5 separate regions of the Mus musculus genome follow, and regions 1, 2, 4 and 5 are each linked to region 3. Evidence: chromatin loops called from intact Hi-C (ENCODE). Cell type or tissue: gastrocnemius. All regions are shown on one strand. Each heading gives the region's core, and the rest is flanking DNA. Links, peaks and the distances in the headings are about the cores only.

Region 1 (6,018 bases), core at 1,128-5,127, 120 kb after region 3:
TGGACTTTTCATTTCTGCCTTTGATGGCCATATCCCTCTTGGGAATGAGTTTCGGAAGCCTGTTGGGGGTCTTACCAAGATGTGTTCAGAGACAGGAGTCAAGGTTTCCATGCCTAAAACCACTGATGGGTTCCCTGATCTGGTCTCCGCCCCACCCCTCTTTTTGTAGGAAACAGGTGAAGAGGTTTAGATAGATGACATTCCTAAGTAGTTTTCCGCCTAGTAGCCTGGGCTGGCTAGTACACGCTTGGCTAACAAGAATAGTTTTTATTCCTTGACCTCCGCCATTTCATCTTCCTCACGTTCTAATGTTACCTTTTTAAAATGTGAAAACCTAGGGAGCTTCAGAGTCATTTACTACTGTTTTTAACTGCTGATGCAGTGTGTGCAGGATCCGATTTTGGACACTCGGTCAAGAGGAGCTTGCGGGAAGAAGGAATGTGGTGAAATGAATTTAAAAAAAAAATACATAACTCAGAGCGGGTGGGCTGTCTTGGTCTCCCGAGCTTTTGGCAATACACAGACCTCCTGATGATTTTCCTGTGAGCGGACTTTCAGAATGGAGGTGAAGCGAGAGCTGGGTGTGGGTGGCACATACCTCCAGTCCCTGTCTCTTGGAAGGCTAAGGTGGGAGGATGACTTGAGCAGCTATGGAGCTGAGACCAGCTAGGATAAGGTAGCAAGGCACAATCGGCTGTTGTTTGTTTGCTTGAGACAGCCTCACCCTGTAGCACAGGCTGGTCTGGAAGTCCTCGAATGCACAGCAATCTTCCTTACAGCCTCGGTTTCCACAGTGCTGGGATTATAGGTATGAGCCACCACATCTGTCAATACACGGTCTTAAACTATGTACGGAATAGCTGAGTGTGGTATCACAGCCTTTAAGCTGTCAATACCAGCACTGAGTAGGCAGAGGCAGGTGGACCCCTGAGTTCGAGGCCAACCTGGTCTATATTGTGTTACAGTCAGGCTTATAGATAGACTTTAAAATAAAAAAGGGTAATTATTTTACATTGCTGTCTGGGGTGAGTCCCATTTCTACTTCCCAGTTGGTGAGAAATTAGCTATTGCCTCTAGTTTATCCCTTGTGAGGGGGCTCAAGCTGAGGTACTTTGACTAACCCGTCTAGGATGGCAAAGCTACTGGCGTCCAGCAGGATCCAAACCTGGCTCTCAGGAACCACTGTACTTTGCAGTTGGTCCTCCCATGCATGAAGAAGGATTGCTCCCGTTCTTACAGCAGTTTCTCAAGGATGCTATTACAATTCCTGTCGTTGAAGATGCGTGTGAAGCATCTTTGGTCACTATGGTATCAGCTCTCACAGCAGGATAGTCAGAAGGGCAGCATCAGCATCACCTGGGAGCTTATGGGAAGATGCAGGATCTCCAGTGTCCCTGCAGACTGACCCAGCACAGCCAGAAGCATGGGGGTCCATGCTTTTCACAGGGGCCCGAGTGATGCTGACGAAGGCTGAGGCTGGCCCACTGGACTATGGCGCACCTCCTGTTAGCCTTGGCTTTCCAGTGTTACACTTTGCAGGAGGGCTGTGACTTGGTGAAGTCACCCGTGGCCTGCTTAACCAGTGTGTCATTTCTCTTTCTCTCTTGCAGCTGCCTTGCTGCAGATGGGAAACCCTCCTGCAAGCCCGGATTTTTTTTACCTTCTTTGTGGGGCGTTTGTTTTTCCGCCCACTCTGTGTCTGTTTTCTAGACTCTTGAGTTGGTAGCTGCCCAGCCAGATGATGACAGCCCATGCAATAAGCCTTCCTAGGATTTAGGTGAAATTGTAATACAGTTTGGACGTGGGCTGTCAATCAGCCTAGGACACCGGCTGGTATTGTGGCTGTCTCTTGCACGCATGTGTTCTTTCAGTGCACACGTTGGCAGGAGCACACGGACATTAAGTAAAACTGTAACCTGTCATGGATCCTTTAGCTGATATGGTGGACTTTACACTGTTGCCTTTAAGACATGATATTTTTCTGAGTGTAATTTTCCAGGCCTTTTGCTGTTGCTGAACACAGTGCATTCAACAGTTACATAGTATGTGTCCATGGCCGTATCTTTTGGTGTCCTCTCTTCCCTTTCTCAGGCTGTTGGTGTTGGGGATTGGAATAAGGCACTGTATAGATTAAACATGCACGCTACCACTGCCTATACCTCCAGCCTCATCCAGAGCTCTCTTTCTCTCTACCTCCCAGGATCATCTAGATTCCCTGTGCATATTTTTTTTAGCTATTGTGTTAATGACAAAGGATGCTAGGGTTTCTTTTTTGCAGCTGCTGTAAAATAGGCACCAGTTTTGTTTTGTTTTTTTGTTTTCTTTTTCTTTTTCTTTTTTAGATTTATTTATTTATTATATGTAAGTACACTGTAGCTGTCTTCAGACACTTCAGAAGAGGGAGTCAGATCTTGTTACAGATGGTTGTGAGCCACCATGTGGTTGCTGGGATTTGAACTCCAGACCTTCGGAAGAGCAGTCGGGTGCTCTTACCCACTGAACCATCTCACCAGCCCTTGTTTTCTTTTTCAACACAGCACATTTTCCTACCACTGTTTATTGAGCAGTTTGTCATACCCGTCATTAGAAACAAATGGTATAACTTGTGAAATACTGTGTCCAGCCAGGTCGTGGCTGACTGCTCCTCTTTAGTTCTAGTAACCCTGGAGTTAGAGGCAGGTGGATCTCTGTGAGTTTGAGGCCAGCCTGGTCTACAGAGAGAGCTCCAGGACAGCCAGGGCTATTACACAGAGAAAACCTGTCTGGAAAAAAAACAAACGAATGAATGAATGGAATACTGTGTCTAGCCGGCTATGAGAATGTCCAAGCCCCAGTCTCTCCCAAGGGTGTCCTTCTCCCTGCTGCCCCCTGGTGTTTTCACCAACGTCCAGGAAGACCTGTGGGTGTCCTCTGTATTCCTAGGCCAGGCCTCCTCCTACCCAGGAGGTCTTGGGATTGCAGCAGCAGATGGAAGGTAACCAGAGAGGCGCTTTCCCAGGGTGCCAGTGTCAAGGGACTCCAGGGGACTGATGCATCTGGCCCCAGAGAGTAGTTAAGCCCTTGTTCTCCTATAGCTGACTGTGTCTCTGCTCAGAGATGTCGTGCTGCAAAGCCATGTGACAGGACAGACTCTCTGGGGACTGGGCTGAGAACAAGCTTGTGACTTGCAGATGAAATGCAGATGGCTTAGGAAGGTTGGCTGAGGGGCACTCCATCACGGCACAGAAGTGCCACGTATTTATTTATTCATTTTATTCTGTGAGACAGGATCATTTTTTAGCCCAAGCTTTGGGTAGAGAACTCTCCCAGCTCACTGTCTTGAGTGCTAGGATTATAGGTGTGAGCCATATCTTGCTTGGTAGTGTTTAATTTTAACCAGAGGCATTTTGGTACCATATTTTGAGTATTTTTATTATCACACTTGCACACTCCCCCACCACACTCATACATTACACACATATGTATAAACACACACATGCAGAAATACACATACACATGAGCACACAAACATACACACATGAGTATAAAAACACTCATACACCCATGAGCATACACTCACAATACCACACATATGCACATGCACACACATATATTTGCCCCCCCCCCGCCGCGCCCCCATGCACAGACAACATTCCCTTTTACATACAACACAGGTACACATATACATGGACACATACTATACACATGCATAACTCAACCCACAACCTATAACACACACACACACACACACACACACACACACACACATGCACACACTCCTACTATGGCACCTGTGTGGAAGTCAGAGGAAATCTCTCTGTCTGCTTAGTGAGTCTGGGGTTGAACCTCAAGGAAGTCATCAGACTTGGTGGCAAGCACCTTTATCTGCTGAGCCATCTCATGGCCTTGCTGGTATTAGGCAGAGTGCCAGGTTTCTGGAATGAACAAACAAACAAACAAACAAACAAAAAAACCCTCCTGCCCGCCAGAGTAGAAAGGAAAGTTTTAGACTCACTTAAAGATTAGCCTTTTAAAGACATCTTCATATTGCGTAACACAAGAAGACCACTGGATGCAGAAGTCATCAGAGTGGGAGTTTCATGCCTGGATAGTAAATGTCATATTTACCTGCCTCAGTAATAGTCCTTGGACATGGTTTTGAAAGTGTAGGCCATGGGTCTCTTGTAGCGTCCCCGCTGTGAGTCCTCAGGAACTCTGGCCCTAGTGAGTCTGGGTGGGTCCTGGGGATCTCTTTTGCTGGCTACTGCTTCTAATATCCTCGGAGGACACCTTGAGAGGCCGTGTTGGGACCTTGAGCTTTAACAATGGTGATCACTAGCACATATACATTTTGTTCCATTCAGCTTGTTATCTTCCAGAAGTTTAACCCTCAGTCTCTCAGGCAGACATTATCACCCTTCTTTAGGGGAGGCAGATTGAGGTCCGGTCCGGAGGGGGTTGGGAAATGCCTCAGTAACCTCGTAGCTTGGAGGTGGGTGTGTCACAGCTGAGACGCTATCTGGATCATCAAAACATGTCATAGGTGTGCCCCATCGAAAACAGAGGCACTCGCTCAGTATCTGTCTACCTGCTGGGCTCTGCTGGGCTGGTAGAAACGTTGGCTGGCTGGATGAATGTGTGTGTGTGTGTGTGTGTGTGTGTGTGTGTGTGTGTGTGTGTGTGTGTGTGTGTGTGTGTCTGCTGACTTGATCAAGCAGGCCTCTTGGTTGTTAGTGAATGAGTTTGTTTTTCACATGTGTGTTCGTCTTCAGCATGTTTTCTCCTGTGCTGGCTTGTTTTATGTCAACCTGACTGACACATGTTGTAGTCATCAGAGACGAGGGAGTCCCAGTAGAGAAAACGCCTCCATTAAGGTCAGGCTGTGGGCTAGGCTATAGGGCATTTTCTTCATTAGTGATGGGCAGGGGAGAGCCCAGCCCATTGTGGGTGCTGCTATCCCTAGGCTGATGGTCCTGGGTTCTATAGGAAAGCAGACTGAGCAAGCCAGTAAGCAGCATTTCCCCCCATGGCCTCTGCATCAGCTTCTGCCTCCAGGTTCCTGCCCTGTGTGAGTTCCTGTCCTGACTTCTTCAGTGCCGAACAGTGATGTGGAAGCATAAACTAAACACACCCCTTCCTCTCCAAATTGCTTTTGGTTTCATGTTTCATCACAGCAGTAGAAACCCTGACTAGGACACCTCCCGTCCATCTGTAAGGTTGAATTGCTATTTGGTTGTTAGCACCATCGTCTGTCTAGTTATTAAGGCATAAACTCTCCGGTCATCCTTGTTTAAACCATTACCCCTGGCATCAGATTCTACGGTTGGACTTTAGGCATGCCTGTGGAGCCGTTTCATCCACCGATTCATTCACACGCTCACCAAATGTTGTTGAGGATCCTCAGAGACACTCCTCAAGCCTGGCTGTGGCTTTAGTTTTTTCTTTTTAAAAATTAGATGGAAGGAAAATCACTGTAGAACAAACTGGGGTCATCCTGCTCAAAAACCTCCCCGGCCTCCTCCCGTTGCTCTCAAGAACAAACCATAATTCACATTCAGTTCTGTGACTCCAGATGGGGCTGTGACCCACAGTTCAGCTGTGGCTTAGAGCAGGCTCTGCCAGTCACTTTCTGCAGAGGGTACACGGTGCGTCCTTCAGGCTCTGCTGCGTGCGGTCTCTCTTGCAGCGAAGGACTCGTCTTATTTGTACGTGTCATCCTCTTATTTTTGATCATTGAGCCGGGAGGTCTGCTGCCAGATTTATTTCAGGACCCAACAGGAAGAGGTTCCAGGGTGTCTCCGAGGGCAGGATGGAGATGCTGCCGAGTGAGGTGGTGAAGCCCCGAGAGGAACGGTCAGAGCGCATGGTTAACAGAATGTGCAGATCCGTGGAACAGTTCACTGGCTGCTCAGTCTACAGGGTTTGTCCTCACATAATATCCTGCTTCATCTCTGTTTTTGTTCGTGGCATTGATATCAGAGCTGAGCAGCTTGTTGCTGCCATTCAAAGGTTTTAGTTGGAGGACTGACTAGAAAGGAA
Region 2 (6,018 bases), core at 638-4,637, 210 kb before region 3:
TTCGATATCCTCTTGTACCTTGGGGCAGAAAAACAGTGTGCCCTTCCTAGGTCTTTCTGATCTCTGGTTGGCTGGTGCAGTTCAGCTGTTCAAACTCCTCTCCCAGCTGACTTATTCAATCTGGCTTTTTTCAGCCTCTGAATTGCTCTTCTTAGCCTCAAACTGACTCTAGCAATCTTTTCTAATCTTCTGACTCCTCATTCTCTTGCTTGTTCTCTCTTCAACCTGTCTCTGTAAAATTCTCCCAGTGACACTGCCACTGCCGCCGCCTCCTCCTCCCCCCCTCCCCCTCCTCCTCCTCCTCCTCCTCCTCCTCCTCCTGTTCTTCTTCCTCCCCCTCCTCCTCCTCCTTCTCCTCCTCCTCCTCCTCCCCCTCCTCCTCCTCCTCCTCCTCCTCCTCCCCCTCCCCCTGTGCTGCTCTGCTCTCCCTCCCACTCTACTGCATCCTGGACTGTACTCCCTTCCTCCTGTGCTGTTGGTCTCTCCCTTAAGTAGCTTCCCTTTTCTCTCTTTTATTGGGAATATTGGACAGATCCTATTCTGTCAAATCTTCCTGTGATTCATCACTTTGACTGCCATCCAATTAGCCATCACTTTCAAACATGGGTGCTTCCTTCTACAAACTAACTTTAATGTTTGGGATTACAGATGACTATTAAGGATGAGTCACACCACAGCTAGAAACGGGCTCAGATTCCTACAGCACTGGTCTGCAGTAGCTCTCCTTCACTGCAGGGTCACTGCATTTGCCTGCAATGCCTTTCATTTTCTTTGTCACTGAAATTATTTTTACTAAATCCTAAAGAATGTTCTATTTCCAACATTTCTAGAAAAAAAACTCTTCTTTAGTGTTTATACTGTGTTGGCGTGCTGAGTGTTTGTTTTGTGCATTTCCCTCTGAGCGTTCTCTCTCATATGTCTCTTTGTACCTTCTTTGCTTTGCTTTGAATATAGGTTCATCTGTGTCTTCTCCACTGAGTCTCATCACCATACTGTATAAATTCTCCTGGAGTAACGGTTGGGCCAGCCAAATGTGGCCAAATTAACTGAATAATGTCTGCAATTTAAGTTAAGCAGGCTCGTTTATCCCTTGTTATCTTTCTCTCTCTGGCTCAGGTCAGGGCCTCAGATGAAGTACACTAGAGATGCCCTTAGTGGCAGGCAACTGGGGTATTTTTCAGCCTACCACTAGAGGGCACTGCAGTCCTTATTCCCACAGCATCACAACAGCGTGAGCTACAGAGCCTCTCTCTTGAGAGCTGCAGCAAGGCTCACACAATTTTTACTCTTAGTTAAAAGTACATTTTAAGAAAAGTCAAAATAGCAGCTGAATAGTGAAAATATAGACTTCACACTATGAGTTTGAGCTTAACACGATTGTAAATATAAGAGAATTGAAACAATCATTTTTATGTTCTGATATTGGCTCATACTATTCGTGAGTATTTGAAGACTGAGGCTATAACATACAATAAATGTACAGTTATGTCTAATGATCTGAGCAGGTGCATTTTACTCCACCCCATTTGTTTGATTTTAGTTGAATTTTTAAAGTTAGTATCAAATTTCCATTTGAATTTTACTCATTTTCTGGCTCTCATTGTTCCTCTTTGTAGTGGTAGGAGCTCATAAAAAAGCCAAAATGTGGACTGAGAACAAATGTGGAGGGCTGCAGAAATTAGCACAGATACTCTAACTCAGCTCAATTTTAAAGGATAAAATATATAATACAATATATATATTCATATAAAATAATCTCTTAGCTCTTGTAGCATATAGTATATATGTAACTTTTAATTTAAGTTTTTATAGTTATGTATGTTAAGCCATTGGCAGTTTTAAAATATTTGAGGAATAAATAATCATTTTAATTTTAGTTACAATATTTCTTTGTGCTTTTTTAACAGCTTTTACCGTTTTGTTCTGGAGCCAGAGCTGACATCAGGGCCTAACAATCGTCCTTCTCATGGGCCAGTGGCAAAGTTCCTGGACATCCCAGAGTCCCACCTTCTGACTCTCAACATGATCACCCCAGAAGGATGGCTGGTTGAAACAGTACATAGCAACTGTGACCTTGATAATATTAACTTAAAAGATGTAAGTTATTGTGGGAGGTAGCTGAAATGCTCGCTGGTCCCCACATGTGCCTACTCACTGACAACAGCTTTAACAGACCAGGAGCCGCCCTACTCTTTTCTCCTCACACTACACTCCACACTACTCCTTTCTCCATTCTTACTTCTACTTTCAAGCCATGCGTGTATGTACATATATTACATGTATAATAATTTTAGGTGTGTATAGAAATGTAGAAACCACAAATGAGAAAAAACATTTGTCTTTGTGAGCCTGATTTATTTCACTTAACATGAGGCCTTCCGTTGTGATGACATAGTATCATTCCTGTTCATAGCTCTCCCCGTGGCGCCCTCTGTTGGCGAATGCACAGACTGACTTGTAATTTGGCTCATTGTGAGCAGCCTGCAGTAAATGCAGATGTGCAAATATGTCTGTGATGTTGTCTTCAGGCTTTCTCTGACATATACATACTCAGAGGCTGGGTCCCATGGGCATTCTGTTGCTAGCATTTTGAGGGCTCTTCCTATGGGGTTCCAGAGTAGCTCCACAGCTGAATTTATACCACGCTACCTAAATACAGCTGCCCCAGCTTCCCACCAACATCCCTTGTCTATTTTCTGTATGGAAAGCGTTGCACTGGGGTAAGATAGAGCATCATAGTTTCTATGTGCCTCTCCCAATGGCTAGGATGCTGAGCATCTCTCATGTTTACTGGCTATGTGTACTAATCGCTCCAGTATTGCATACTTACTTCATCAGCCCATGTACTGATGTGATTGTTTCATGTTTGGGTATTTAGGATTTTGTCCAATTCTTTATTCTAGACTTTAATCCTCTGTAAATTGTACAGTTAGCAAAGATTTTGTCTTTTACTCAGTTGCTTCCTTTGCTGATCACCTTTTCAAATGTCATTGAATCCCATTTGTCACATCTGGAGATGAATTCCTCAGCTATGGGAGGTCTTTATCTGGAGTGCCTGTCTGCTGATACCATCTCTCCATACTGTTATATCCATTTCAGAGTATCGACTCATATAGTAAGGACTTTGATCCTTTTTAATTTGTTTTTGTGCAGAGTGAAAAATAGAACTTTAGTTATAACTTCTGCATCAGGAGACCTAATTCTCTTGTTACAATTTGTTGAAGAGGCTACTATCTTTTCTGTAGTGGATATTTGGCTATCTTTGCCAAAAGCAGGTCAGAAGCCATGTTGGGTTAATTCTGGGTTCTCATTGCCAAGACTTCTTAAGTTTTTCCACTCATGACCCATTTACACGTAAGGAAATTTTACATGGGCCTGGATCCATGTACTATAAAATTGGTATATAAATCCAGCATTTATTACTAATAAATCATAACTTTATTTTTAAACAAACAATTGATATATACATAATTTTTCCATTTACTAAAGATGAAAGCAAATCTGCATGCTAGTAAGATGGATATCCTTGTTTGTTTTATTCTTTCAGTTTTATATTGTGAGTGTTTTGTGTATGTGTGTGAGCACATATACCACAGGATGTGTATGCATGTCAGAGGGCAACTTGTGAGAGTCAGTTCTCTGCTTCCACTGCATGGGTGCCCCATGGGCACCCACTCATACATGGACCGAAACTGAAATATAAATTTTTAAATATGCATTTATAAGATCATTTACTTGCTTATGTGCATTGCTGGGCATTTTTATTTTATTTTATTTATTTATTTATTTATTTATTTATTTATTGGTTTTTCAAGACAGGGTTTCTCTGTATAGTCCTGGCTGTCCTGGAACTCACTTTGTAGACCAGGCTGGCCTCGAACTCAGAAATCCGCCTGCCTCTGCCTCCCGAGTGCTGGGATTAAAGGCGTGCACCACCACGCCCGGCATGCTGGGCATTTTTAAACTGTTATAATTGGGGCTCTTTTCCTGATTTCTTTCCTAACAGGATTATTATTGGTGCATATGGAAATCTACTGAACTTTTTTTGTTGATTTTTATATTCAACTATTTTTTCTGAAAGTGTTTGTGAGGTCTAAGGGCTTTCTGCGAAGGCTGTGAGGTCTTTTATAGAGAGGACAGTGTTGTCCACAGTAGAAGGGATGGGCTTACTCTCTTCCGGTTGTAGACCGTTTCTTCCTTCTCTTGTTTCATTGCTCAGCTAAGACTTCAGTGAGAAGTACTGAATTAGAAGTTGAGTGGAAACCCTTATTTTCTTCCTGGTTTTAGTGGATATACTTGAGTTTCCCCCAGTTAATATAATGTTGAACTCAATACATTGAGGTATGTTCCTCCTCTTCTGACTTTCTTGAAGGTTTTTATCAAAGTTCTTTTCTATATCTATTGAGATCAGATCCTGTAATTATGAACAGTATTTTCCATGTGTTGCTAAATTCAACTGGCAACTGTTTTGTAAGAATTCTTAGACCATGTTCATCAGGGATTGGCCGGCCATTTTCTCCTCTGTTGTGGACATCTCCACTTTTGATATCCGTGTAATACTGGATTCATAAACTGGGGTTAGTACCCATCCCCCCCTTTCCTGTTTTATGGAGTAGTTTGAGAAATGGGCTGGTGGAGCTCAGAACCATGTAGGTTTGGAATTTCTAGCTGGGAGACTTTACATCTTCTTGCTCACTGTACAGCCCTGAGGGTTGTTTCTGCGTAGTTAACATTAGCAGGTCCTGTGTGTCTATGATATATCCATGTCTGGATTCTCCAGATCTCCTCAACTCTTCAGTGATGCTCTGGATAGCAGTGGTATTTGTTGTAAATCTTTCTTGTTTGTTTGGTTTTCATTTCAAATTTGTGTCTTTCTCTCTTTCGGTTGGTTACACTAATGGTTTCTGAATCCTCTTCATTTTATTTTCAAGAATGAGCTGTTTCAGTTATGACATCGTTCTTTCCATCTCAAGTTCATTCATTTCTTACTTGATTCTTACTTTTTTTCTTCCCACCTATCGATTAGGGTTGTCTCATTTTTTGTTTTCCTAAGAATACTAAGGTTTAAGATTTCTCATTCTTACAAAAATTAGGAAGTTAATGCTTATGTTAGGCACAAGTATTTAGGACAGTCAAAAGCTTAACTGTCAGGGAATGGTGGTTTACACCTGTCAGGCCAGCACTTGAAAAAAAATTCCCATTCTTTTACTTGATATATATATGCATGCATGTATTCTTATGAGCTTTCTTCCCTTATTAAACTTCTTTCACTGTGTCACCTTATTTCATTTTCATTACATTGTAAGAATTTTTAATTCCTCTCATGAGTTCTTTGGTGACCACCTATTCAACAGTGTGCTACTTGGTTTCCATGGGTCTGTGTATTTTCTACAGTTTTATCCTGTTGATGTATCATTTCACTGCATTGTTATCAGGTTTAATATAAGAACTTATGTCCATTTGCTTGTATTTGTTAAGACTTACTTTGTGTCCTAAATGTGATGTTTCAGAGAACATGGGCTTCTAAAGAGAATGCTTATGAGTGGAGTGCCCTATAGTATCTATAGACTATCTGATTACGCTTTGTTCAGTGCTGACGTCAGCCCATCTTTCATCTGGATGACTTGTCTGTTGTCTGAATGTGATATTGAAGTTATCAGCTCTATGTGGAGATCAGTCTGGGTCAAGACTATTTATTCATTAAAGTGGGTACACAAAGGCTCACCTCATACATTTTAAGAATTTCAGTATTCTTGTGATATGTTGTTCCCTAATCATCATGAAGTGGTCTTCTTTAATTCTTTGGGGTGTATGTGTGTGTGTTTCTGAATATTTTACTTGTTTGAAAGGTCTTATTCCATCCTTTCACCATAACATTGTGTTTATCCTTACCAGTACAAGTAAGATTCTTACAAGAAACAAATTGTTGGTGCAGGGATCTTTTTTTAAATGGCTTCTTACCATGATTTTGGTTGTCAAGAAAGGAGTTTCACAGACCTGTAGGATGCAGACCACAAG
Region 3 (6,018 bases), core at 1,277-5,276:
TATATATATATATATATATATATATAAAAGAGTTCATGCCGCCCTTTAACACTATGGCTCCTCCGCCTGTCCTGCACTCTCTAGTTTTTATTCTCCTGATGTATTTTCTACTGAGTAGCTGTTTGAAGAGAATTTGAGGTAAGGAGGATGTTGAGTGTCTGAGGTAATGAGAAGATGGAGTTTGGCACTCTTGCTCCTGGGTGGATTTCCTAACAATGCGCTGGAGATTCTGGGAACAAGAGCTGGAGGGTACACTCCAGGGCAGGACTGCCTCTGGCTGTGGCTTCACCCTTTCAATTTCTCAGTAAATACCTACCTTCATCTCTCTTCAAGTGCTCTAAGGATCAGCACAAAGGAGCTGGGGTTTTTTGAAGTTAATAGACTGAAAAGTGTTGGCCCTGAATGGCGTTTAAAATCATCTTGAATCCTAGTTCTTTCTCGCCTGGCTTTAAAAATATATTCATTCATATTTCATCAACTCAGTTTTCTTAATCTTGAGGAGCAATGCCATTATTGTTAATTATTATTATTAAAGATTTCCTTCTCTCCTGATTGATTTTGTTTTCTTCAGAGTCCCTCTCCTAGGACTCAGCTGACTGGCTTCTTTTGAGAGAAAACCATTTGGCAACTTGTTCTTTGGTTGTGAAAGTACTGGACAGATTTTAAGCCCTTGGATTTCCTGACTGGCCCTGGTCCCTTGCTGCCTAAACAAAGGGACCCTTCCAACCCTTAAGCGTGCAGGGGACATTGCATTGAGTGTTCACTGCCCTGGGATTAGTTGGAGAGGCAGACACAGGTGGGTCCTCTCCACGGTCACTCAAAGAGGCTCTTTCAGGAGTCTCAATGTGCAAACAGAACAGGGAAGGTGGGCCAGTCGGCTAGTCTCCTGTGCAGCCGGCGATTGTCCCTTCCACAATGAGAGCTCTTCTCTCTGCAGGCCTGTGGGGCTGGCACAGTGGTTTGTTTGGTCCTGAGAGAAGTGGCCCCTTGCTTCTTCAGCCCATCCACACTGCTTCCAATCTCTGGTACACATTTGCTACACCTGTCAATTTTGCCCACCCTGTCGGACTACCCTCTAGAAGCCTCTGACTTAAAATCAGGCTCCACGGTGGCATGAATGTAGCATCCACTATGCCACTCACCGAAAGTAAACCTTGCGGGTTACTGTCACTCATGATCAATGCTACCATTTTCTGATATTCACCAACAATTGATACAGTGGGTTGTTTAACTAAACAGTTACTAAATAACAACAGTTCACAATTACAGCTCACTGCTCAGAGCTAGCCCTGCCTTACATTGTATTACTCTGTTCCCATGCATGCAATATCTGCATGCTACTCTGTAAGGTGGGAGCTGATGTTATGCTGTTTTCCTGCTGAGGGGGAGAGCCAGGCATGCAGAAACAGAAGCCTGAAGAGGGGCAGCAGGGAGATGGAGTTTGGTATTCTGTTTTTTTGGTTTGTTTGGTTTTTTGGTTTTAATTCTTCACCTGAATTCAGTTAGCATCTATAAATGTAGGCGCCTCACCAGCAGCCAGCCTGAATCATGTGACTGAGCTCTTGCTTTCTCGTGGGATGGAAGTGTCCAGCAGAGTTAGTTGAAGATATAAAGGTTTGGTAGCTGAGACCAAGAGGAGAGAGAAATGTCTACAGTTCCCAAGAAAGACAGACATAGTCTGTGTCAATAGGCTAGACAAACACCATCAAAGGGAAGAGTCAAGGATGTGTGATGGCTGAGGAGGTGGACGGGTAAACTGAAAGCTATCAGGAAGCTGTGTTTGGACTGAGACTGCCGAGAGATATACTTAAGGAACAGAGTTTAGGGCTCTCTCTAGATGGCTGGAGGACCTCATTCTAAGAGCAGAAAGGGGGCTGGAGAGATGGCTCCAGGTCTAAGAGCCCATATTGCTCTTATCAAAAACCTGAGTTTGGTTCCCAGTTCACAAACACCCGAGGACACTTGGGGACCTGTACCGGTTTGTTTATTTTTGTCAACTTGACCCAAGTTGGGGGTCATTTGAAGAGGAAACCTCAATTGAGACATTCTCTCCATAAGACTGGTCTGTGGGCAAGCCTGAAGGGGCATTTTCTTGATTAATGATTGCCCATGGGGTGGAGGTTGGGCACTCACTGTGGGTGGTCCTATCTCTGGGCACATGTTGCTGATCGGTGTAAGAAAGGCAGCTGAAGGTGAACCCACGAGCAAGCCAGTAAGCTGTCTGCAGCTCCTGCCCTGACGGACTGTCTGCAGCTCTGTCTGCAGCTCCTGCCCTGACGGACTGTCTGCAGCTCCTGCCCTGACTGGCTGTAAGTTGCAAGATGAAGTAAACCCTTTCCAGTCCAAATTGCTTCTGGTTGTGTTTATTACAGCAGTAGAAAGCAAACTATAAACAGGATCCAATACCTTTTGCTGGGCTCTGCTGTCACCAGTGCCCACACACCCTTGCACGTGGGCATGCACACGTGCACACACACACACACACACACACACTCCTGTCACACACACACAATACTCACAGAATTCAAAATAATAAAAATAAATCTTTAAAAGAAATCCCAACCACATCTGCTGCCCTAAGATTCTTTGTTTGTGCTAGAGGAAGTTTGGGGGAATTTTTGTGTTATTTAAACAATACATTTGCCGTGGGCATTTAGCCTATAAATCCATGCACAGTTATCCATGCTCAGGCAAAGAACACACAAGCATTAAGTCTCAACCACGCTGATAGTGTGGATCTTTCCAGAAAAACCTCCATAGGAGAAAAAACTTCTGATGCCTTTCTATTTAATACAAATCTCAAGCTTGCTTGATACCAATAACTATCCATTCAAATTGAAACGCACCCAGGCTTTGTGCGTGTCACCCAGCTCAGACAGCACATCTCACCCACCAGTAGTCGCCAACAGCATACAAAACAAATGGTGTTGTCTTAGTGCCAAGCCGATTTAGCAGTTGATCACTACTGCCATCTATAGGTAACATGTAGCATGACACCTCGGCATCGATTGTGGGCAAGATACAGCTGCTGCGCTGGAGGAAATTACCAGGGTAATTTTTTAAGTTTTTGTGTATTTGTTTATGTCCTTGTGCCATGCATGGTTCTCGTGTGAAGGTGAGGGGACAAATTGTGGGAGTCAGTGGTTCCCTTCCACAACGTGGGTCCTGGGAATCTGGCCATCCGGCTTTATGGCAAGGAAGGTAAAGAACTGGGTTAATGGAGGCTAGGAACTAGGAGTAGGAGCTGCGCTGGTTACTAGCTACAAAGTTTCCGTTTTTTCAAGAGGAAAAGAGTCCTGGGGATATATGATGGTGTTTATAAACAGTGAGTGTTCAATCCTTTTATTTATTTGTTTGTTTGCTTGATTGTTTGTTTTTCGAGACAGAGTTTCTCTGTGTAGCCCTGGCTGTCCTGGAACTCTGTAGTCCAGGCTGGCCTCGAACTCAGAAATCCGCCTGCCTCTGCCTCCCAAGTGCTGGGATTAAAGGTGTGCGCCACCACTGCTCGGCCAGTTTAAAATGGAAAGTGTTTTGCATATGCTATGGCAAAGAAAGATCACCGTCACAGCAGCTTGGAGTACAGATAGCACAAGACTGGTCACAAACACACAAAAGCTTATATTCATCATCGTATTTCTATCTTTAAAATTCCGAGGCCCGAGGGGTGGTTCGCTGGGACAAGGTGCATTTGCTGCCAATAGGGAAGACCCCGTGTTCAAGCCCCAGGATCCTCGGGTGGAGAGGTAGAACTGACTCTCACAAGCTGTCTTTGGGCTCGGGAGAGAAGCTCGGGGGAGGCAGAATCCTGTCTGTACGTGGAAATTTACTCTGCTGTGACCTCTCCATCAGAGGAGCCACAAAGGATAGCTGGGCTAAGATGTTGCACATTGTCTAAAAGGGACAGGAACAACAGCCGAGACAACTCCTCTGTGTTTTGTTACTGCACTCATAGTACATTTTTACAGACCAAGGCCGAGGGGCTAGGCTGCTGAAACCACAGCTCTTCACCTTGGAGTTGATCCCCTGCTGTGGGAAAACTCTGCTAATTAGAAGTCCACCGTTGACTAAATAGCCTTCTGGTGCTAGTCTGGTAATGAAGGACTCCCTTTGTTAACAGACTTTCTCCTTCTCTGACCTTGTCTGGAGAATTCCAAGCCCCCACATTCACCTCTACCTGAGGAATGTCACATAGCCTCCATTAGTTCATAGGATCAATTTCGTTTCTCCTGACAAAACCTGTTCAGCTAGCACCTGAGATTCCTGAAATGCTTCCCCATGCTAATGAGGTATGCCAGGTACCCTAATCCCCCAGCAAATGATCTTTGCTCATCCCGGATGCCCTGCCCTCAGTCCCCCCAAACTTTATAAGCCTTCAGTCACCCTAAGTAAAGTTGAGCCGCCTATCAGCAAGCGGTCCTGGTGTGGTTACTCACCACATGTACTCACAGGGCTTTGGAACCCCCTGTTCAACATCTCTGCTCCCACTCGCTGCCCTTGTGGACTGTATTGGCTGAGAATCTAGGAAGGCAGGGAGACTCATACCTTGGCTTAGCACAAGTGGGAAGGGAAGAGAAGGGAGCAAGGCAGGATGTCAGCTCACTCTGTCTTATACCTCCTGGTTGGAGTACCACCGGAGTTCAAGGATCCTCACCTCACAGTGAGCCCTGTAGTACGTGTGACCCTTCTTTTATGGCCTGCTTCATAGCTTTGGAATGTTTAAACATAGGCTAGAGCCTTCATTCATATTCCTGGTCCAGATTCAAGAACGCTAGTAGCATCTCCTGGATGATGAAGACCACCTGAAGCACAAACTCACCGATCCTGCGTGCTATCTCTTGGAATCAGAATTTGCATCTTTCCTGGCAGTCTTGAGCCACTTTAGAAACTTCAGGAACACGGGTAACTGGTTGTGGTGGTTTGAATGAAAGTGCCCACCCCCGACCCCCAGGCTCATATGTTTGAATATTTGGTTCTGAGTTGGTGGAACTGTTCGGGAAGGGTTAGGAGGTGTGGCTTTGTGGGAGGAGGTGTGTCATTGGTAGCTGTTTGGGGAGGGTTAGGAGGCGTGGCTTGGTTGAAGGAGGTGTGTCATTGGTAGCTGTTTGGGAAGGGTTAGGAGGTGTGGCTTGGTTAGAGGAGGTGTGTCATTGGTAGCTGTTTGGGAAGGGTTAGGAGGTGTGGCTTGGTTGAAGGAGGTGTGTCATTGGTAGCTGTTTGGGAAGGATTAGGAGGTGTGGCTTGGTTAGAGGAGGTGTGTCATTGGTAGCTGTTTGGGGAGGGTTAGGAGGCGTGGCTTGGTTGAAGGAGGTGTGTCATTGGTAGCTGTTTGGGAAGGATTAGGAGGCGTGGCTTGGTTGGAGGAGGTGTGTCATTGGTAGCTGTTTGGGAAGGGTTAAGAGGTGTGGCTTGGTTAGAGGAGGTGTGTCATTGGTAGCTGTTTGGGGAGGGTTAGGAGGCGTGGCTTGGTTGAAGGAGGTGTGTCATTGGTAGCTGTTTGGGAAGGATTAAGAGGTGTGGCTTTGTGGGAGGAGGTGTGTCACTGGGGACAGGCTTCAAGACTTCGAAAGACTCCACGGTGTGTTCTCTGCGTCTTCCTGTTTGTGGATACACACGGAGCTGTTACTGCTTCTATGTCTTTGCTTTACCATCATGGACTCTAACTAACCCTATGAAACCATAAGCCCAAATTAAACCTTCCAGTGTTCTCTGTCTCCTTGTCTTATCACAGCAATAGAAAAGTAACTAAAACTCTGAGGTAGAGCAATCAGAGGTAAGCTTTCCACAGTGGCCAGGGAGGCCCGGGGAAGAGGTCAGGGAGCCTGCTAGGCCAGGGGCGGAGGCTGGGAACTGGCTACAAATGCAGCTATCTGGGCTCAGCCTAGCCTGGGAACTGACTGCTTAGAAACTTTTTGCCTGAACAAAAATAAGGCAACTGGACCAAGGTACCCTTCCACCAAGTGTGGCTTTTGTGGGCTGCCCTGCGGATGAGTGTGTCTGAGCCACTGTGAAACAGAGAGC
Region 4 (6,018 bases), core at 1,020-5,019, 100 kb after region 3:
AGAGGGGAGGAAGAGGAGGGGAGGGGGAATAGGAGGAGGAGGAGAAGGACAAGGAGAAGAAGAAGGAGAAGGAAGAGGAGTAGGAGGAGGAAGAGTAGGCAAAGGAGAAAGAGAAGGAGGAGGAAGAGGAGAGGGGAGGAAGAGGAGAGGGGAGGAAGAGGAGGGGAGGGGGAATAGGAGGAGGAGGAGAAGGACAAGGAGAAGAAGAAGAAGGAGAAGGAGAAAATGAGAAGGAGAAGGAGAAGGAGAAGGAGAAGGAGAAGAAGAAGAAGAAGAAGAAGAAGAAGAAGAAGAAGAAGAAGAAGAAGAAGAAGAAGAAGAAGAAGAAGAAGGAAGGAAGGAAAGAAAGAAAGAAAGAAAGAAAGAAAGAAAGAAAGAAAGAAAGAAAGAAAGAGAGAGAGAGAGAGAGAAAGAAAGAAGCAAGACCCTACATTCTCTCTTTACTGAACAGAGGAACAAAGCTTGGTGGCAGATGTGTTTTGTCCATGACCCTTTTCTTGTGTGACAGGTGAGTAACATCATCTTCTCTTGGGAGAGGGCGTGTCAGAGTGGGAGACAGGGCTTGAAGCTTCACTTTCCCCCAATAAGTGCCCTCATCATAGTGTATGGGCCCCATGAATGCTTCAAATGCCTATAAAAATACTTGGATAAAAAAAAAAAACAGTTTCAAAATATCAAACGAAAGTCACAACCAGGTATCACAGCCGCTTAACAGAATAGCTGATGACAACTTCATTCATGGCAGAGTTTTGTCCTCATAAAGCTTGTGGTCTCTGAAGGTGACTTGAAAGGCCTGACTTTTTCTCACTGTCCAAGAATTCCCAAACACACACAGCTCACTATTTATAGCCCTCTCAGAGCCTCTGGCAAAAGTGAGTAAGCTGCACGTAGCCACCTAAGCTTAAAGGCAAAGTTTTCCCCCAAGACGATTCTCATAAGAACTATAGTTGTGCAGTCTGTGAATGCATTTTGACATATGGTATAATTTACTCACAGACACCATCTTGACAGCCTTGCCCACGTGTGACCAGTGCAGCCTGGGACCCCATGGTTAGAGCGGCCTTGAGACTTGCTTAATGAGCGGCTGCCATCACCTGAGAAGTCTTCATAAATTTTAAACAGTGAGCCCCAGCTTTTCGTTTTTCATTGAGCCCTACAAAATAAGTAGCTGATACTGCCCAGACCTTACACGGACAAAGCCCTGGTGAGAGCTAAATGCCATTCTAAAACAGTAAGGTGCTGCCACTTCCCGTCACACGGGCTGGCTCTCAGAGCGTCGGCTTAGTTCATTAGAAAACCTGTGAGATTTATTTTATGGCCCTGACAGGGCAGGCTATGTCTTTGATTGTTTATCCCAGAATTTTCTAGTTGAAACTTAATTCCCCAAGGCCGTGATTAATGGTACTTAGAGATCTTTAGGGGTGAACGGGTCAGGGAAGACTCTTCACTCGTGAATGGATTGATCCGTACGTGGATCAGTGGATTAATTAGTTATGGAAGAATGACGTTAAGAGAGGGTTGGATGCACTCTGAAGAAGCTGGCGGTGAGCCCCTTTACCCTTCCATGCCTTGTGTAACCTCAGGGCTCTGCAGAGTCCCTATCAGTGAGAAGGCACACACTGGACGTGGCCCCTTGGTCTTAGATGTCCCAGCTTCCAGTACCACAAGACACATGTGTGCCATCATTCCTTTATAAACCTCTAGTCTCAGGTAAAACATGTGAAGACAGAGTGGGGCAGCAGCTAGATCTCGAAAGTTGGTAAAGTACTGTGCTAACTAAAAAGAACCAGAGCTCCTATTAACCAAAGGCGAGACCAGACTAGAAGGCAGCCTACATGGTGCTAAGAATTTATTAACCATAAAATGGTTCTTCAGAACCAAATCCAGGTTAAGCCGAACTGGTCCTGGGCAGGCTCTGGGCCCAGACTGCACAGATTAAATTTTAACTGGTCTACAGGACATTTTCATCTAATGAGAGAGAGTTTGAAAATGGTCCTATCCACGGTCCATCAAATGTGCTGCCTAGACAAAAGACTGCATTTTGTGTTTTAGGAAGTCAGGGGAGGAAAATATCCAGGCCGCATCCTGTTGATATCCTAGGAGGCTCAAAGGCAGGATAAGGCTCTGAGTGCACAGGGCAGCAGGCCGCCGGGCGCTCAGCCTCCCCTTTCCTCCATGGCTGAGTAGCAAAGGGTCAGGTGAGGACACTGCCATTTGTGGGACATGAAAGTGAAGCCTACGCTGAGGATAGGTGAGCAGGCACACACACTTTCCCAAAAGAACTTCCCAGGGCTCCCAGGACAGTGTGACAGCCGGGGCTGCTGGCCACCATCAGTGTCATCTTACTAAACTTACCTTAACTTAAACATTTATGCGTGCTCACCCTAGGAAATTCAGAAACCGTAGAAAAAACGGCAAGAAGAAATCACCTGTAATTCTAGCTGTTAGAGAAATACTGAATGATCTAATAATTGGACATGGTTGCATCTGATCTCCTTTTCACACAGGATGGTGTCCACTTGGCCTGGAATGGCTTGGACAGAAGGGCTGAGAAGAGCTGCCCCCTATCAGTTCGTGGCGTTTCTTCAGGAGACCCTGGTGCTGCGCCTGCCTGCTTCCAGTAGAGCAAGGAGGATCCACTCCCCTGTCCTAGCAAGAGAGTAGTTCTGGTGGCACAAGACAAGTGTGGTTTTCCTTTGGACTGTGAAATGGGAGATAATTCTGCCAGCGGTTTACTTACAACTACTTAAATATCGGACCCACAATTTTTAGTATAAGTAGGATTTGGCATATTCTTTCCAAATATGTCAGTGATCTTTTCCAAATCACTAACAAGATGTCTCAGTACCATTTACGGAGTAATAGATCCATTCTTTGTTACTTTGAATTTCTGCCATGAGGCTCCTTATATTGTTGTCTAAAATTGGAGTATATTGTGTTTCATCGCTCTTTATGTGCCTGAGTATTTTTTTTTAAGTACAGCTCGTTGTATTTCTCCTCTGAATTGTCAACTTGATTTTCTGCAGTGAGGATGCTTGGGACGGTGTCTGGGGACGCGTGTATCCTGGGCACCACTAAGCTATGTCCTGCACTGGCACCTTACACCATTTCATTTCCATAGTCCCTGCTCTGCCTTATCTTTATGTCTTTGAAATTCGTGCAACTTTTGGTCCACATGAAGCGTATATGATAGAGTGAGGATTACTATTCTCTCAAGTTTTATCCCAGTATTTAGCAATTTTATCTTTGTGAACTAGTAAGGATTATTTAAAATTAAAAAAAATAATACATATGCATGGGTGTTTTGCCTGCATGTATGTCTTCGTATCGTGAGCATTTCTGGTGCCTGTGGAGGTCAGAAGAGGGTCAGCCTCTGGAGCTGGGAATTGAACCTGGGTCCTCTGGAAGCAGCGATCGCTCCAGATCCCGTGGAGCTGGAGTCCCAGGCAGTTGTAAAGGACAACATTTAATCGGAGCTCGATTACAGATTCAGAATTTCAGTCCATTATCATCAAGGTGGGAGCATGGCAGCATCCAGGCAGGCATGGTGCAGGAGGAGCTGAGAGTTCTACATCTTCATCTGAAGGCTGCTAGGAGAAGACTGGCTCCCATGTGGTTAGAAGGGCAAGGGTCTCATTGCCCAGCCCCACAGTGATACACTTCCTCCAACACGGCCACACCTCCTAACAGTGCCACTCCTCCCTTGGGCAAGCATAGTCAAAGCACCGCACTGCACACATGTCCTTTCATCAGCTTTGTTGTGTAAGGCAGCAGACCAAGGGGAGGGATGTCCATCCTGAAGAATAGCTAACATTTTATATGTAAGCGGGAGTGAAGAAAGGCTTCCAACATTCACTCAGCGTATGCCGCCGACGGGTGGAAAAATAAGGATTGCTGTTCTCACATAAAGCGTACAAACTGGAAAAATCTCATCTCCACCCATGCGGACTCAGCACTGGGGTGATAGATGCTTATCCCCAGGTCTACTTCCTTTTCAAGTTACCACAGCAAGCTCTTTACCCCTTACCCGCTGAGCTGTCTGTCGTAAATGCGTTTCAAAAGTGCACTTTTTATGGTAGGAACTGTCTTGTTTTGTTTTTGAAATGGCATCTCTGGGTGCTGGACAAGGTGACTTCTCTGCTGCTTTGGCGGCGATGTCTACACTCTAGGGTTTACAGGACACAGCTTGCCTGCCAACCATGCCACCAACTTGACTCTGGTGACCCTGTGCCAACCTCCTCTGACAAGGCCCTTGGCTCCTGTTCTTGGTCTCTTTGTTCATGCCCAGCCTTGTGGCATGAGATTACATCAGGTACAGCAGAATTGTTGACTCATTGACTGTAATCCCTGACTTTTGCCTGGTGACTCTTAATATATGTGAGCGGAAATGGGGAGGACTCCTGCAAGACTAAGATGCCAGAGCGAGCAAGAAGTTTGGCCAAATCTTGTTTGTGTGTCCCCCAATGGAGAGTGTATGTCACTTTGTTCTAAACTTATGTGATTCCAAACACTATTTATTGTCAGGCTAAGAAAAGGTACACTTCCTTCTCAATGGAAAGTAAATATTATGGAAGAAAACAAAATTATTTTGAGGTCAACAGGCTGGTTCATAAAAGACACATGACTCCAAATCTGAAGCTCTGAGCTGGAACCCTGGGGAAGAACTGAGTCCTGCCAGCTGTCCTCTGACCTCCATGTGCACCACTGAACATGTACACATACATGTATGTTCTCTCTCTCTCACGTATGCTCTCTCTCTCATACCAAATGAATAAGGGTAATAAAACTATTGTTCTAGCAAGTCCTTAGTGTGCATGACATAACACCTGGCTTGAAATCTGATCCTAGACTGTGCTGCGCTCCTTTGGAAAGTTAAGTTTTTAACCTACTGTACTTCACTTCTGTTGTGGCTGTAACTGAGGTAACTGACTTTGGCGATGGTTGACTTTTGTGCTGTGAAGAACTTCTGAAACTCACAAGGCCTCTGCTTTGCTTTAGAGACCGTGTCTCACGTAGCCCAGAACAGCCTAGAACTTTCTATACAGCCGGGGATCACCTTAAACTTCTGCTCCTCCTGCGTGCTGGGATTGCAGGACGCTCCACCAGGCTGGGGTTATAGGGTACCGAGGATAAAGTGTGGGCTTCGTTCCCGCCCCACAAGAACTCTTCCAGCTACACCATGTTCTCAGCCTGTCGCACGCTCTGTCGTATGGAATAATTATACTACTTCCTTAAAAAACAAAAACACTTAATCTTTCTTTATTTTAAGGTTGACTTAGAAAACTTGGAAGGATCTATATTTGCTTTGAGTTTTAATCACCTATAATCTCACAATATTTACTGTTAGAGTTCTGGAACATTTTGTTTTGGTCTTGTTTAGTTTCATGCATTCTGGAACAGAGTGGGCTCAGTGGTTTTGCATTCTCATACGACTATTTTTCTAATTTTTATTGTTTGGGGACTTGAAAGCAAACCTAGAGCCAAGCCTCTGAGTGCTAAGCTGGGTATGGCGGGCTGTGCCTGTAGTCCCGGTGTTTGGGAAACTGGGGCATGAGATCAGCTTGAGGCTGGGAGTTCTAGGGCAGTCTTAGACGTACAGTGACGTTGCTGTCTCCTAAACAAGAAGGCCAACTATAGTACAAAGGCCTTAGCTCAGTCCTCAGCACTGAGGGTGGGCCTGGACAATTTGAAGGGTCTACTTGATTTAGTAGAGGATCCCGAGACATAGGTCAGAGAAGCTGTGAACTGTATGTGGCTGTCTTTCAACTCTCCTGCGGTCTTGCTGATCTCTTCACAATTGATCTCTTGCCAATTGCTTCACCATCATCCTTGCCTTTTGTGCTGGAAGCTCTTTGCTCTAGATTGGCTCCTTGTCCACCATCTGGCTTCCGGCCACCCTCCAAGGAGCCGTCTCTAGGTACTCATAAACACATAGGTTAGTGACTTATCACCTGGATGTCATTAAAATTCCTAAAGTGAAATGCTTGGATCAAAAAACTCGTAGTAAATCTTGCGAAA
Region 5 (6,018 bases), core at 747-4,746, 90 kb before region 3:
TTCTTCGCTTGCGCCCTAGTTGACAGACGACTGCCCCAGCTTGCGTCTCGAATTCCCCAGCCCTCTCAGTGATCGCTGATAGGGGACTTCGGGGATCTTGGGTGGGAGTGCAAACCACGGTGACTGTATAGTTTCAGTACTGTGCTACTTGTAGGTGAAGCTCTTGCTTCTCTGCTTTGAGTGAGACGAACATCTCTGAAAAAGTCCTGAGCACTCGTGGGTCAGAACCACCGGGCTCACTCCCTGAACAAAGATCTCACGGTGACCCTGTTGAATAATCAGCCTTAGTACAGTGAGTGGCGGAAAGAAGCCACTGAAACTAATGAAGTGTCTGGTCACAGAAAGGGCTCCAGACAAACAGTAAAGAGCAGGACTGGGCTCGTGGCAGTCCCAAGGGAGAGAGAGCATTTTCCTTTGTCTTATCCTTAGAACTGTGCCCCGTGAGTGTTCAGGTGAATTCATAAGAAATCGTTTTCTAACTAGATCTTCTCTTGCACAGAGTATAATACAAAGGCCCAGACCGACAGGCTCCAGAAGGAGATTGACATGTTGAAGGAACAGCTGCAGCTCACTAGGTCTCAGCTGGAGTCTGCACAGCACTCTCATGCAGTTCGCTTCTCTAAGGTGGGACACAGGGCTCTGTCCTGGAGATGGTGCAATGACAAGTACTTTAATGCAGGGAAAGAGGCATGCTGGCTTCATGGTGTGTGTGTGTGTGTGTCAGTGTGTATGTGTCAGTGTGTGTGTGTGTGTGTGTGTGTCAGTGTGTGTGTGTCAGTGTGTGTCAATGTGTCTGTGTCAGTGTGTGTGTCAGTGTGTGTCTATGTCAGTGTGTGTGTGTCAGTGTGTGTCAATGTGTCTGTGTCAGTGTGTGTCTATGTCAGTGTGTGTCAGTGTGTGTCTATGTCAGTGTGTGTCAACGTGTCTGTGTCATTGTGTGTGTCAGTGTGTGTCAGCATGTGTGTATGAGAGAGAGTGTGTGTGTATCGTCTGTGTATGATATATGTGTGTATTGAGCATGATATGTGTTGCATGTATGTATGCATACTCGTATGGGCTGGAGTCCTTATTCCTTTGAGACAATATCTCTCACTGAACCTGGTTAAGGCTGAATGCCCTCAGGCCTCAGCAGTGCTCCTGTTTGTGACTCGCACAGCACAGGGTTGTAAGCTCGTATGGGGCCATGCTGGGTGTATACATTGGTGTTGGGGATTTGACCTCAGATCCTCACGCTTCTGCAGCAAGCACTGTTAACCACCAAGCCGGAGCGCCAGGCTCCAAATGTGGTTTGTTTGTTTCTGTTTACTTGCATTTATTTATTGAGCACATGTATGTGGGCGTGGGTGTGTTCTTTACCCACTGAGCCATCTGCCTGCTCCCCATCTGTGCTTTGGTAGGGAAGAATCACTGTGTATAGGCCAGTGGCTTTGGAGAGTGTTACTACAGGTCTAATTCACAGAAGAAATACTAACAGATTTGGGGTGAAGCTATGATTTGTTTAAAAAATTTGCACATGTGTTATATCCAGAGCCCCTAGTGACATAATGCTAAAATAATTTCAGGACTATGAAATGCAGAAATCAAAAGAGGAAGACTTTCTGAAGCTGTTTGACAGATGGAAAGAGGAGGAGAAGGAGAAGTTACTCGAGGAGATGGAGAAGGTCAAGGGGATGTTTATGAGGGAATTTAAAGAGTTAACTTCTAAGAACTCAGCATTAGAATATGTAAGTATGCAACCTAGACGTCTTCATAGGATCGCTTGCTTTAAGATGGGTGTTAGCATGGCATCATAGCCAGGGGTCAGGTCGTTTACATGCCAAGTATACACCACCCCTCCTCCCCGGGCATCCCAGGTCGCAAGAGGCGCTGAGGAGGTAGAGCAGGTGAGCGAGACTGTTTTGTTGTGAGTGGGTGGTCTGTCCCCAGACCCTAGAACAGAACCCCTGTGGGTGTATCTGTTCCACCCAAGAGGAAACTTCCTCACCTGGTTAGGTTTAAATAGCCTTAAACCACAAACCCTTGAACGAATTCTAGAATGTTCCAAGTAGTGGGTGGAAAGGCTGATACAGATCACCAAGGCAGCAGAAGAGGAAGAGTATTTGCTAGCCCTCTCCTCGGTCCACACCTGACCTTTGAGGAGGATCGGGTCTCTAAAGTAAGCAGGAACCGGCAAGGGGGCCCTGTGCCGTGTGGGAACAGCTGTGGTCCACAGACACCTCCACATCCTCTGTGCTGATCCAGTTCCTGAGGAGAAAAGGAGGGAAATGAGGTCGATCCTTGGGCTCCCTCTAGGGGCGGACGAGTTTCAGAAGCAAAACTAAACACAACACCAGAATCCTTTTATTTATTTTCCTTTCCTGCTCAGGATCTCGTCCAAGACGCCATGTTACAGTGGGTCATTCCGACTCCTTAGGCTTTTCTGTGGCCGGGGATAGTTTGTCAGCCTTGTTGTTGTGGAAGCTAAAGATCTGAAGTGCGGGTTGTTTGTATGGCAAGTCCCGTTGCTGGGGTTCATCTGACTAGTGACAGGGTAACGTGATTAGTCAGCGTTTCTGTGGAGTGGATCTCGGAGACAGTGTGTCGCTTCGTCGAATTGTACCAAGGTCACACATGGTCTCCGTGGTCTAAGGCTTTCACTTTGGCCTTGCCACCCGGAGCTGTAGTATTGGTAGGAAGGAACTTCTGTACGGAGAAGTTTCTTTGCACTTTCAGCGGTTGCAGTGAACGGACAACGAAGTAGTGGTATAATGTCCGTGATGTTAACTTTATCGCCTGTTGTTGTCTGAGATTTTTTTTTCCATAATTAACTTTAGGGAAATTAAAACATTTATATCCCTGGTGGATTTACTGGTATGGCCTCTGGGCAGTGTTCGTCTTCTATTGCAATATCGTAACTTCTCAGAAGTGTCACAGGCGTGGTGATACACCCCTGCAATCCAGCACTGGGAGGCTGAGGCGGGGTCAGCCAGAGTTCAAGTCCAGTTGGGCCAAGGCAGCAAGATCTGCCTTAAAAAAAATAAACAGAAAGAGGAGATATACCCAGTTCCTCTCACAGATGTTTCTGTCAAGAATTTAAAGACCCATCGTCAGAGGTCAGAGGTTGGCTTGGGGAGTGGGTGAGGGGGCAGAGAGATGGCCAGCGAGTAAAGCAGCTGTGTGCAAGCCGGCTTCAGTCCGCTCTCAGTCCCTGAAATGCGCAGAAAGGCAGAAAGTGAGACTGGACTACGGTTGTCCTCTGACATGGACATGGGCATACCCTGGCTCCCAGTAACAAACCATTTTAAAAAAACATGAGTCTCCTTCCCATTTTTTCCACATTCTGGTGGAGATATCAAAGATCAGAGACTGGTAGAAAAAGAGCAAAGCGGAGGAGACAGGCAAGGGGTGTCCGGAGGGAGAGGGATGGCTGAACGCGGCTTTGTGCTTCTGGCTTCTTCGCTGTTGCCGTTAAGTCAATGTCTGACGTTTCTCTTGGTGATTCTTTTCATCCATAGCAGTTGTTAGAAATACAGAAGTCTAACATCCAGATCAAGTCCAACATAGGCACCTTAAGAGACGTTACTGAGCTGAGAGAAGACCATCTTCCGTGTCCCCAGGACTTCCAGAACATGCTACAGCTGCTTGACAGCCAGGTACAGCACGCGTGGTGACCGCGGCCACAACATGTAACATGTATCTAATTACGTGTGTGTGCCTCCATGAGCTTATGTGCACGGCATATATGCAGTGCCCATACAGGCCAGGAGGAGGGCACTGGATCCCTTGGAACTAGAATTACAAGTGGTTTTGAGCCATGGTGTGGATGTTTGAACCCAAGTCCTCTACAAGACCAGTAAGAACTCTTAACCATGGAGCCAGGTCTACATCGCCTTGGTTTTTCTCTTAATGAGTTCGTTCCCAGCAAACGTTTTTGTTCTGTTTCTTTTTTTTTTTTCCTGTCTCACAACAGATGCCTAATTTATAGTAGGTGTTGACTCACAGGTGTGAGTATGGGATAGTAGTTCACACTGTTTCAGTTTCTGCCCACAAAAATGTCACTCTGAATTAGTCAGTTCATATTATTATTCAATGTTTTCCTGGCTGCAGTTATAGCTCTCACTTAAAAAAAAATGTGCATTGAGCCGGGCGTGGTGGCACACGCCTTTAATCCCAGCACTGGGGAGGCAGAAGCAGGCGAATTTCTGAGTTTGAGGCTAGCCTGGTCTACAAAGTGAGTTCCAGGACAGCCAGGGCTATATAGAGAAACCCTGTCTCGGAAAAAAAAATGTGTATTGAAGCATTAAGCTTCCATTTGGTTTGCATATAGCACTGCGCTGACAAACTGGTATCTCTGATATATTTTGTTTTCATTTGGAAGTCATACTCCATAATCACTCTATAAAAGTTATTTTATCTCAATGGTAAAGGAAAAGAAATTAAAAATCAAAAAAGGCCAATATATAGGTTGGTGGTATAGCCTTGTGAGGCCTGGAATCCAGTCATCCCTCTATGTTGGTAGGAGGTGGGGATTGTAACTGTGGGTATTATAACCTACAAATTCAACCATGTTGGAAAAGCCTTTGAGTCAGTGAGATGGCTCACGGGGTAAAAGGTTTTGCTACCAAGCGTGATGACCTAGGTTCAACCCCTGGGACCCAACTGGTGGGCGGAATGAACCAACTCGCACAGGTTATCTTCTGCCCTCCTCGTGTGGTGCAGAGGCATGGATGCCTACGTGCACATACCTGGAAAGCAAGCATAGCACAAGTTTTAATAAGAGTAAACCTGTGAAGTTTTTAAGCAGTAAGAGCCTTTTGAAATAGGATTGCTGTTTCTTGTTTTAATGCCACATCTTGCCTGCCTCCCTCCAATGCACCGCTCGCCTGCATGTGTGGTTGTCCTGTCTAGTCTTTCAGTGACACAGCCCCCCTCCACTCACACACTTTTCAGACTTCTTCACGAGTAGCAAGGCCCCGTTTCCCACCCGACTGTCCTGCACAGTGATGGTGTCCCTTCAGCCTAGCGTCCTCTTTTTAGAACACAGCTCCTTGTTCCCGCGGCTTTCTTTGCCGGCAGCAACCTCTCTGTTCTCAGAATCCTTCTCTTACTCATTCCCTGGTAGTACTAGAGCAAACTTCCACAAGGTCCCCCCCCAAATCTCCTCTCGACTAGACCGTGTGGTTGGGTCACCTGAGCAGAGAACTTACACACCTTCAGTAGGAATTCTCCCGTGGTCATGTGCACCCCTGGCCTCTACAGTGCAGGGTGTCTTTTTAATCCTCTTCCAAGCTGCCAGTGGTTGCTCAGCCACGTGACTGCCGTGAGTAGGAGATTAGAAGCTGACATTTACCTTCCACAGACCACAGTGTCTCCCGTGCACCGAGTTGCCTGTTTTGAACCCAGGCACCCAGCAACCCTAGTTCTTTGACCCCTTAGCGTCTCACACTAGCATCTGCTGTTTTCAAATAATGTCTTACTGGCACACAGCCATACTCACTCCCTGAAATCCTGCCCGTGGCTCTTCTCCCCTGTGCTGGCTAGTTTCCAGTCAACTTGACACAAGGGTGACGCTGGAGAGGAGGGAGCCTCACTTGAGAAAACAAGGTCCAGAGGCTGACAAACCCTATAGACCGATTTCTGAACCAGTGATTGATACGGAAGGGCTTAAGCCATGTGAGTGCGGCCATCCCTGGGCCGGTGGCTGAGCAGACCGTGTGGAGCAAGGCAGTAAGCAGTGCCCTCCATGGCCTCTGCGTCCTCCCCTGCTTGAGTTCCTGTCCTGACTTCCTGTACCTGTGTCCCTTCCCACCCCAGCTTGCCTTGGTCATGGTGTTTGAGCCCAGCAATTGTAGCCTGAATTAGGACACCTCCATACCCAGAGTGTGACAGACTCCCCCGCCCCCACTTTGTAACCTAAAATACTATCTGTGTCGTACAAACATCTACAAATCCCAGCCCCACAGTACAGCCAGAGACATGGGTGTGAGCATTACGGCCACATACACTCTAAAAATGCCAGCAGGGATTTTACTAGCTTGT

Evidence for each region. Peaks named below come from ENCODE experiments on the same cell type or tissue, not always from the same donor. Only the 100,000 strongest peaks of a DNase experiment are listed, where the experiment ranks them.
Region 1: a loop joins it to region 3, with 2.6 times the contacts of the local background. A loop is called at or near these places in 6 of 42 quality-filtered maps.
Region 2: it touches region 3 in a loop (5-fold over the local background); 15 of 42 quality-filtered maps call a loop at or near these places.
Region 4: it touches region 3 in a loop (2.2-fold over the local background); 6 of 42 quality-filtered maps call a loop at or near these places.
Region 5: a loop joins it to region 3, with 2.2 times the contacts of the local background. A loop is called at or near these places in 21 of 42 quality-filtered maps.

Annotation. Positions count from the first base shown.
Region 1 is chr14:118,699,263-118,705,280 of GRCm38, reverse strand. All of the region lies in intron 1 of Abcc4 (ATP-binding cassette, sub-family C (CFTR/MRP), member 4), which reads left to right. Among named protein-coding and RNA genes, the nearest start is that of Abcc4, 3.9 kb to the left of the region's middle. In gastrocnemius, for the core only: a CTCF peak has its summit at 2,868 (motif pointing left); a DNase peak (open chromatin) is centred at 2,958; H3K4me3 peaks cover 242 bases.
Region 2 is chr14:119,022,501-119,028,518 of GRCm38, reverse strand. Uggt2 (UDP-glucose glycoprotein glucosyltransferase 2) reads left to right here. Exons shown (of 39, transcript NM_001081252.2): 27 at 1,908-2,097. Among named protein-coding and RNA genes, the nearest start is that of Gm16835, 73 kb to the left of the region's middle. In gastrocnemius, for the core only: a CTCF peak has its summit at 2,438 (motif pointing left); DNase peaks (open chromatin) are centred at 1,181 and 2,444.
Region 3 is chr14:118,817,233-118,823,250 of GRCm38, reverse strand. Gm32382 (a long non-coding RNA gene) reads left to right here and starts at 3,006. Exons shown (of 3, transcript XR_383773.4): 1 at 3,006-3,051; 2 at 4,758-4,899. It also overlaps a transcript of Cldn10 not described here. In gastrocnemius, for the core only: a CTCF peak has its summit at 2,976 (motif pointing left); a DNase peak (open chromatin) is centred at 2,965.
Region 4 is chr14:118,714,804-118,720,821 of GRCm38, reverse strand. Gm27198 (predicted gene 27198) reads left to right here. Exons shown (of 6, transcript NR_166836.1): 5 at 997-1,121; 6 at 2,508-3,294. Among named protein-coding and RNA genes, the nearest start is that of Abcc4, 12 kb to the right of the region's middle. In gastrocnemius, for the core only: no CTCF peak of the experiment used is centred there; no DNase peak of the experiment used is centred there; H3K27ac peaks cover 2,135 bases.
Region 5 is chr14:118,907,048-118,913,065 of GRCm38, reverse strand. Dzip1 (DAZ interacting protein 1) reads left to right here. Exons shown (of 22, transcript NM_025943.3): 6 at 500-624; 7 at 1,563-1,724; 8 at 3,495-3,632. Among named protein-coding and RNA genes, the nearest start is that of Dzip1, 15 kb to the left of the region's middle. In gastrocnemius, for the core only: a CTCF peak has its summit at 2,284 (motif pointing left); a DNase peak (open chromatin) is centred at 2,263; H3K4me3 peaks cover 606 bases; H3K27ac peaks cover 1,003 bases.